3 separate regions of the Homo sapiens genome follow, and regions 1 and 2 are each linked to region 3. A link is a contact called in ENCODE Hi-C data. All regions are on one chromosome and are shown on one strand. The core of a region is the stretch at or near the end of the contact, and the rest is flanking DNA. Distances in the headings are between cores, read along the strand shown.

What was found. Hi-C counts contacts between places; a loop is a spot of excess contacts on that map. Pooled maps may share reads with other maps.
Region 1: a loop to region 3 is called in a map with no recorded cell type, with 10 times the contacts of the local background. The contact joins two enhancer-like sites. A Hi-C loop is called at or near these places in 3 of 37 single-sample maps with no recorded cell type and 4 of 50 pooled maps.
Region 2: a loop to region 3 is called in a pooled map, with 4 times the contacts of the local background. The contact joins the promoter of LINC01754 here to the enhancer-like site in region 3. A Hi-C loop is called at or near these places in 3 of 37 single-sample maps with no recorded cell type and 2 of 50 pooled maps.

Annotation. Positions count from the first base shown.
Region 1 is chr20:47,486,475-47,489,174 of GRCh38, reverse strand. No RefSeq gene overlaps it. Among named protein-coding and RNA genes, the nearest start is that of NCOA3, 14 kb to the left of the region's middle. RefSeq lists silencers at 1,201-1,260, 1,281-1,330 and enhancers at 1,541-1,590, 1,621-1,950, 2,551-2,620. Within about 2 kb of position 1,379, at least 9 of the 41 ENCODE cell types and tissues checked have a DNase peak (open chromatin) inside an H3K27ac peak, as active enhancers do.
Region 2 is chr20:47,410,769-47,413,468 of GRCh38, reverse strand. LINC01754 (long intergenic non-protein coding RNA 1754) reads left to right here and starts at 1,325. Exons shown (of 3, transcript NR_146496.1): 1 at 1,325-1,399. RefSeq lists an enhancer at 515-674.
Region 3 is chr20:48,787,445-48,790,170 of GRCh38, reverse strand. All of the region lies in intron 1 of PREX1 (phosphatidylinositol-3,4,5-trisphosphate dependent Rac exchange factor 1), which reads left to right. Among named protein-coding and RNA genes, the nearest start is that of PREX1, 39 kb to the left of the region's middle. RefSeq lists enhancers at 853-952, 1,053-1,112, 1,693-1,752. Within about 2 kb of position 1,335, at least 9 of the 41 ENCODE cell types and tissues checked have a DNase peak (open chromatin) inside an H3K27ac peak, as active enhancers do.

The sequences.
Region 1 (2,700 bases), core at 130-2,629, 1.3 Mb after region 3:
AACCTCAAGTGATCCGCCTGCCTTGGCCTCCCAAAGTGTTGGGATTACAGGCGTGAGCCACCGCATCTGGTCTATATATATATACATTTTTGTAACACAAAATAAGGCCTATTATACACACTGCTTTATCTCTTTTTTTTTTTTTAACTTAAAGTATCTGGACCCCATTCTCCATGATGTGCTTATTTCACATTGCATGCCTGTAACAAGACATCCTGTATACCCCATTGATATATACACCTACAATGTATCCACAACTTCTTTTAAAAGTAAAGTATCTGGGAGATCTTTTTTAACTGTTGAATGTTAAGCAGCTTCATAATGTTTCACTGGCTACATGGTATCCCATCATATAGAGTTTCGGGGGCATTTAAAGGTTGGCTGACTCCAGCCCTGGAATAAAACACTTCCTTTTTTAAAAAATGAATTCGGGGACCAGGTGCGGTGGCTCACACCTGTAATCCCAGAACTTAGGGAGGCCGAGGCGGGCGGATCACCTGAGGTCAAGAGTTCGAGACCAGCCTGGCCAACATGGTGGAACCCCGTATCTACTAAAAATATAAAAATTAGCCAGGCGTGGTGGCGGGTGCCTGTAATTCCAGCTGCTTAGGAGGCTGAGGCAGGAGAATTGCTTGAACCCAGGAGGCAGAGGTTGCAGTGAGCCAAGACCGTGCCATTGCACTCCAGCCTGGGCAACAAGAACAGTGAAACTCCGTCTCAAAAAAAAAAAAAAAAAAGTAAAGAAAAGAAATAGTGTTTTAAAGTGATGACAGTAAGCTTATTTGAGAGGACAAACCCTCTATCAATGATTTAGTACTTACAGAGTAGGAACATGGAAGGAGTAGCCATGTTGGGGCATGCAAACAGTATCTATGCCAGAGGTGAATGTATAAGGCAAGTTAAGATTCTAGCTTTAAAAAAAATAAAAATTTGCCAGGCGTGGTGGCTTACGCCTGTAATCCCAGCACTTTGTGAGGCCGAGGTGGGCGGATCACCTGAGGTCAGGAGTTCAAGACCAGCCTGACCAACATGGAGAAAACCCGTCTCTACTAAAAATACAAAATTAGCCAGGGTGGTGGTGCATGCCTGTAATCCCAGCTACTCGGGAGGCTGAGGCAGGAGAATCACTTGAACCTGGGAGGCAGAGGTTGCAGTGAGCCGAGATCGCGCCATTGCACACCAGCCTGGGCAAAAAGAGCAAAACTCCATCTCAAAAAAAAAAATATTTTAAACCTTCTGGCTATTATCAATCAACTACATTGCAAACCTGTTAAGGATGTTACTGTACATGTCAGTCATGATGTCTGCCCCACTTACCCACAGACCCTTCTAAAGACAGAGCAGAAGTCACCTTCTTTGGTACCATGTGACTGGCAACTTCTGCTCACACCACAGCTGATTGTGTCAGACATGGGCATCAGCCCCAGGGGCAGCCAATGCATGGGCAGGGCAAGTGATTTATGAGATAGCTGGACCCAGAATATCTGGCCCAACAGGAACCAGGTTGACCTGTGAGATTGCCACCTGGGATGCATTTAAATTAGAAACTCCAGAGTAAATCAACTTGTTAAGAAAAGGATTTGAAGCTGAAGGTATAAAAGATATATGAGACAGGAGGGAGTAGGGTGGGAAATGAAAGAACAGAAACTGAATATTCAGAGCTAGGGGGTAGAGAAAAGAAACTAAAAAAAGCGCAAAGGTGGTCAGTTTCCAGCAATACAGCAGATTAGATAGCCTGAAACACTCAACCCCACCCGCAAAAACATCTGGAAATTCTGAGTAAAAGATAACAAGTACTCTTTTAAATGAATCACAGGGTTCACAGGAAAGAAAGGGAAATCCCCCATGTCAAAAAACAAAAATGGAACTGAAACCCAACCGGTAGTGTGAACTGATAGATACTATGCCAGAGGAGGAGGTGTCACGGGTCTCAGAAAGCAAAGACCTCCTAATGCAATGCAAATACAAGGGCAGGAAATCAGGCCTTGGGGCTCATGTAATCCAAAATTACAATATAGAAATCATCCTCCTGGAGCTAGGAGTCAACCCAGCAAGCAAAGGCGTACTTTCAGATAATAGCATGTTTGCACAAAAACCATCGAAAGATGAGCTAATAATTATTAAAGACACAAAAGAAGGTACCAAAATATGCAAACAGAATAATATCATAAAAAACAAAAAAAAACAAAAAACAAGCAGGTTTGATAAAGAACCTGGCTCAGGCCTGTAATCCCAGCACTTTGGGAGGCCGAGGTGGGCAGATCACGAGGTCAGGAGATCAAGACCATCCTGGTTAACACGGTGAAACCCCCGTCTCCACTAAAAATACAAAAAAATTAGCTGGGCATGGTAGCAGGCACCTGTAGTTCCAGCTACTCGGGAGGCTGAGGCAGGAGAATGGCGTGAACCCCAGAAGCGGAGCTTGCAGTGAGCCGAGATCGCGCCACGGCACTCCAGCCAAGGGACAGAGCGAGACTCCATCTCAAAATAAATGAATAAATACATAAATAAAATAAAAACTAATTTCTGGCCGGGCACGGTGGCTCACGCCTGTAATCCTAGCACTTTGGGAGGCCGAGGCAGGTGGATTGCCTGAGCTCAGGAGTTCGAGACCAGCCTGGGCAACAACGGTGAAACCCCGTCTCTACTAAAATACAAAAAATTAGCCAGGCGTGGCAGCATGCGCCTGTAGTCCCAGCT
Region 2 (2,700 bases), core at 76-2,575, 1.4 Mb after region 3:
TGAGCTGGCTCGAACTAGCTCACTAGAGCTGATGGGACATGACAAGAGTTCTGTAAACCGGTTGACACTACATTGGTAATTGAAATCGGCTATGGTTTCAAGCTAATGGGGGTACTTACATCATAGAAATCAGGAAACACTACAAATCAAAACTTTTATTTTCTCAAAAAGACTATTGTTAGACATTTATCAACACACCACTGCGTTTAGCTCAGATCTGGTCAATCAGAGGGCCACAGCTTCCTGGCCGTAGAGCAGGACTGGGCACAGAACTCAAGCAAGACCATGAAAGTCAGCTCAGGTGTTAGAAAGGATGCTCTGTTCTACTGGGGCTCCTGGACTGGTAGGATTAAGCCCACAGTTGTGAGAAGCCACTAATAGAGGATATAAGGTGTAAGGAACTAAAAGATGGTGAAAGTTCAAGTCCTGTTGACATTATTTGAGGCCCTTGATTCAGCATTGCCTAAAACTAGAATGTCCCCTGTGCTACAAGCCAGTACATGTACTACATTCTCTTTCTAGCATATACTGCTGGTGCCCTATAGCAAATCCCCTTGGCCTGCTTCTGAGATTAGCTACAACTATGATGGACAGGCTGGCAGCTCCCACCTCACACACACATCTGTTTCTCTTCTTCTTCTTCTTCTTTTTTGAGAGAGTCTCACTCTGTCACCCAAGCTAAACTGTAGTGGCGTGATCTCAGCTCACTGCAACTTCCGCCTCCTGGGCTCAGGTGATCCTCCCACACTAGTCTCTTTTTTATTATTTTGAGATGGAGTCTCATTCTGTTGCATAGGCTGGAGGGCAGTGGGGTGATCTCGGCTCACTGACACCTCCACCTCCCAGGTTCAAGTGATTCTCCTAACTCAGCCTCCCAAGTAGCTGAGATTACAGGTGCAAGCCACCACGCCCAGCTAATTTTTGTATTTTTAGTAGAGATGGGGTTTTGCCATGTTGGCCAGCCTGGTCTTGAACTCCTGACCTCAAGTAATCCACTTGCCTCAGCCTCCCAAAGTGCTGGGTTTACAGGCATGAGCCACCGCATCTGACTGTTTTTCTTTTCTCTTGAGGCAAAGTCTTGCTCTGTTGCCCAGGCTGCTGGCAGTGGCATGATCACAGCTCACTGCAGCCTCAACCTCCTAGACTCGAGCAATTTTCTCACTTCAGCCTCCTGAGTTGCTGGGACCACAGGTGCACGCACCACCCCCTGGCTTTTATTTTTTTATTTTTTTTATTTTTTGGCAGAGACAGTGTCGCCTTATGTTGCCCAGGCTGAACACCTGTGTCTCTTAACCTAAGAGCTGTCTCCAGCACAGGATGCAAGACAGCCCCAAAAAAGTGTTAGGGACTTAAAGCCACCAGAAGCTTTTCTTAACCAATGGAATACAGGAGTCAATGGGTAAGTACCCCAGCTTCTCAGTTCCCTGGAGGGACAATTGTGATTTGGGGTTTTTTGGGTTTTTTTCCTACCTACATCAAAAAAGGAATGCAGAAAATATGTCCACCATATATTCTACAGCTCAGGGAATTTTTTTTTAAGACTGGATGAGGGCCAGGCGCGGTGGCTCACGCCTGTAATCCCAGCACTTTGGGAGGCCGAGGCGGGCGGATCACAAGGTCAGGAGATCAAGACCATCCTGGCTAACACGGTGAAACCCCGTCTCTACTAAAAAAAAATACAAAAAATTAGCCGGGTGTGGTGGTGGGTGCCTGTAGTCCTAGCTACTCGGGAGGTTGAGGCAAGAGAATGGCATGAACCCGGGAGGCAGAGCTTGCAGTGAGCTGAGATCACGCCACTGCACTCCAGCCTGGGCGACAGAGTGAGACTCCATCTCAAAAAAAAAAAAAAAAAAAAAAGACTGGATGAGGCTCTCTAACCCAGATGCATACCAGGTTTTGAGGCTCAGAGCTTAGTGAAACTAAGCCTTGTGTCCCACAAAATTCTGATGCTCATGCAAGAAATATCCAACTGGGGAGGATACTCTGTCCGTGGACTGATTTGCCCAGGCACAAATTCAGGCTGAAAATAGCAAACTAAAGTTAGCCGAGATGTTCTGCCTTGTGGCCTCCTTCAGGAACATCCTGTCCAGAGGAAAGGATATTTAAGGAGAAAGGAAGCAGCACAAGTTCGACTCAGCCAAGAAACAGAGGAAGGACATCCCAAGCACGAAGTGGGGCACCAGTCTGTGTTCCAGCGAGAGGTGGGGGATAAACAACCATGAAACATCTACTGTGTGTGTGTATTCATGTATTTTACAGATATTCTCTTCTCTCACTTTGTCCTTTATGTTTTTAATTTTCCTTAAACTTCTTGTTCTCTCTGTTCACTTACACATTGGTTTTTGTTTGTTTGTTTGTTTGTTTGTTTGTTTGTTTTGGGACGGAGTCTTGCTCTGTCGCCCAGGCTGAAGTGCAGTGGCATGATATCAGCTCACTGCAACCTCTGCCTCCGAGGTTCAAGTGATTCTTCTGCCTCAGCCTCTCAAGTAGCTGGGATTACAGGTGCCTGCCACTACACCTGGCCAATTTTTGTATTTTTAGTAGAGATGGGGTTTCACCATGTTGGCCAGGCTGTTCTCCAACTCCTGACCTCAAGTGATCCGCCCACCTTGGCCTCCCAAAGTGCTGGGATTACAGGCATGAGCCACTGCACCCAGCTTACTGATCTGATCGTGGAAGCACAGTTGGTCAGTGCATTTT
Region 3 (2,726 bases), core at 86-2,585:
TTCCTATTGTCCCATTTCACAGTCCAGGAGACTGGGGCACAGAGAGGTTTTGTCACATGCCCAGGGTTCCTCAGCGAGGAAAGGCTGAGCCAAGTCATGAACCAGCAGTCTGACTTCAAAGCCCACACTCTTAACTACAGCACTCTACTACTTCTTTGCTAATGGGTTCATTCAGCATATTGGTTGAGCACCTACTACGTGCCAGGCCCATTTTTCTCCTTCTTTCCTCCCCTTCTTCACTTCATTCTTTTTCTCCCTTCTTCTTTCCTCCTTATCCATCACCCATCCATCTCCCCACCCACCCACCTGTCCATCCATCTGTCCATCCATTTGTCATCCGTCCGTCTGTTCATCTGTCCGTCCAGTATTTCCTGCAATATACTCATTTCAGTATCAGTCTTATGATTTGTATAATATTCAAATACCAGTCACAACATTGTCTATATAATATTTTTACTCAATCTGAACCTCCTCCCTTTTTAAAAACTTTATAGTCTCAGCTTAATAATGTTCATGAAATAATGGTTTTGATATGATAGCCATAGTTACTCATATCAACATAAAAATACTCATTTCAAGTGGCTGCGTGGGGGCTGGCTGATAGCCTGGCCCTGCCACAGACAAGCTGTGTGACTCTGGGCAGGTGACTCCGCTCCCTTATCTATAGCACGGGGAGACTAATGATACCCACTGCTAAGGGTGTTGTATTAAATGAGATAACCATATGAACGTGCTTAGAGCAAGCCCACTGGCCCATCCTGAGCTCTCAGCAAGCCCTGACTGTTGATGATGTTGTTATTACCATCATTATTACTCAGAAAACCTCTGTGGTGAGGAGCAGAGTCAGGGCCTGAGGCTCTGCAGGTTGTCCCGTGATGAAGGTGGATGGAGATGTTGAGGAAGCAGATGGTAGATCGCACTGTGAAGTTGGGTGAAGCTGGGAACCTTCCATGACATTGGAGGAACTTGTTCCATTCTGAATTGGTGGTTATTTGGAAGGGGTAGACATGGCCGAACTTTGAAGGTTCTAGCTAAAGTCAGGGTTTTATTTAATCCTTGCATGGTGGGGCTCAATGTGTGAGTGAGTGTCTTAGTCTATCTTCTGTTGCTCATAACAGAATACCTGAAACTGGGTAATTTATAAAGAAAAGAAACTTTCTTCTTACAGTTATGGAAGCTGAGAAGTCCCAGGTGGAGGGGCCACATCTGGTGAGAACGTTCTTGGGGGTTCTAAAGAGACTCGAGGCAGTTTAGGGAATCACGTGGCAGGGGGGCTGAGCACACTAACACGCCAGCTCAGGTTTCTCTTCCTCTTCTTACAAAGCCACCGGTTCCACTCCCATGATACCCCATTCATCCATTAGCCCGTTAATCCGTGAATGCATTAATTCATTCATGAGGGCAGAGCCTCTTATGAGCCAGTCACCTCTTACAGGCCCCACCTCTGAATCTTGCCACAGCGGGTATTTGTTTCCAACACATGAAATGTGGGGGATGCCTTCAAACCATAGCAGTGACTGAAAACCCAAACCAGTCAGACTCATATAAGAGAAGAAGTATAATAGCCCATGAAGCTAGACCTACAGCTTCAGGTAGAGTTTGATCTAGGGGCTCAACGTACAAAGAATTGGCTTCATCCTGTGCTCTGTGTGCCTCAGGTGGGGGATGAGCAACACCTTTCAAGCAGCATCAGGGTACTTTACGGTAAAATGAGGGAATAGAAGCTGGTGGCCAAAGAGCTGAAGCCTGCCATCATCCTCAGGGCCAGAGCTTCTTTGAAAGAGGGGAGCTTCCTGTTTGAGGGTGGTAGGTGGGCATTTGGGTCCAAGCTCTGTGTTCTGCTACTGAGATTTCTGAAGGACATTTGAGGGCTGCTTTCATGACTCATCTTTGAATGAATTCACTCACCCAGGTTACATCATATCTCCAAACATCTGCCTCTATCCTGCAAAAGGCTCGAGGACACTGCCCGCCTGTTCCCTGGGTGGTGGGGCTTTCTTAGCAGCAAAATGTTCCCGGCTTACAGAAAACTTCCCACGGGCCTTTTAAATCCATCAAGTGAATTACAAGTTCAATTTGGGTTTGCACACATTCTCTCATGGTCCCCCGCTCTAGGGCTGGATGTGGCTGATTCCTGGGTGCGTTAATCTCGAAGCCTCCGCCATCTGCAAGTGAAGTTTAGCTCCCACATCGGCAGTTTTCCTGCCTTGCCTTTGCTTGTGTATATGTGACTTCCCTAATTTTGAGGTTTCTTAAAAACAGAGAAGATAAAACAAACCACAGCCATATTTCCCTCCTCCAGCATCTGGTGGCCACTTGTAATTTGTAATGTTGGGGAAAAAAAGTGTTTTGATCATTTTTCAAAATTAGACTTAAAAAATGTATCATTGGGTGTTCCTGTGTTAAAAGTTTGTTTTTTCTTTTCAGAACATTTTGCAACCAGACTTCTTTAGGGGTTTCCTTAGTCCTTCTTCTGTTCTCCAGATCAGCTTATAAAATTCCTTGCAAAAATGTTTTTTTGTTTTGTTTTGTTTTTTGTTTTATGGTTGCTTTTTTTTTTTTTAATGTAAGGGGGAAGACGAGGGTTTTCGTCGTCCTGCTTACATAAATCCATAATGTGGGGAGCAGCAGAGAGAGTAAATGAGCTCGAGAGTGCTCAGGCCTCTGAAACATTCTCTTGTGGACCCCGGCTGGCCGGGGGCTGTTTGCTGCCAGCGGGCATTCGC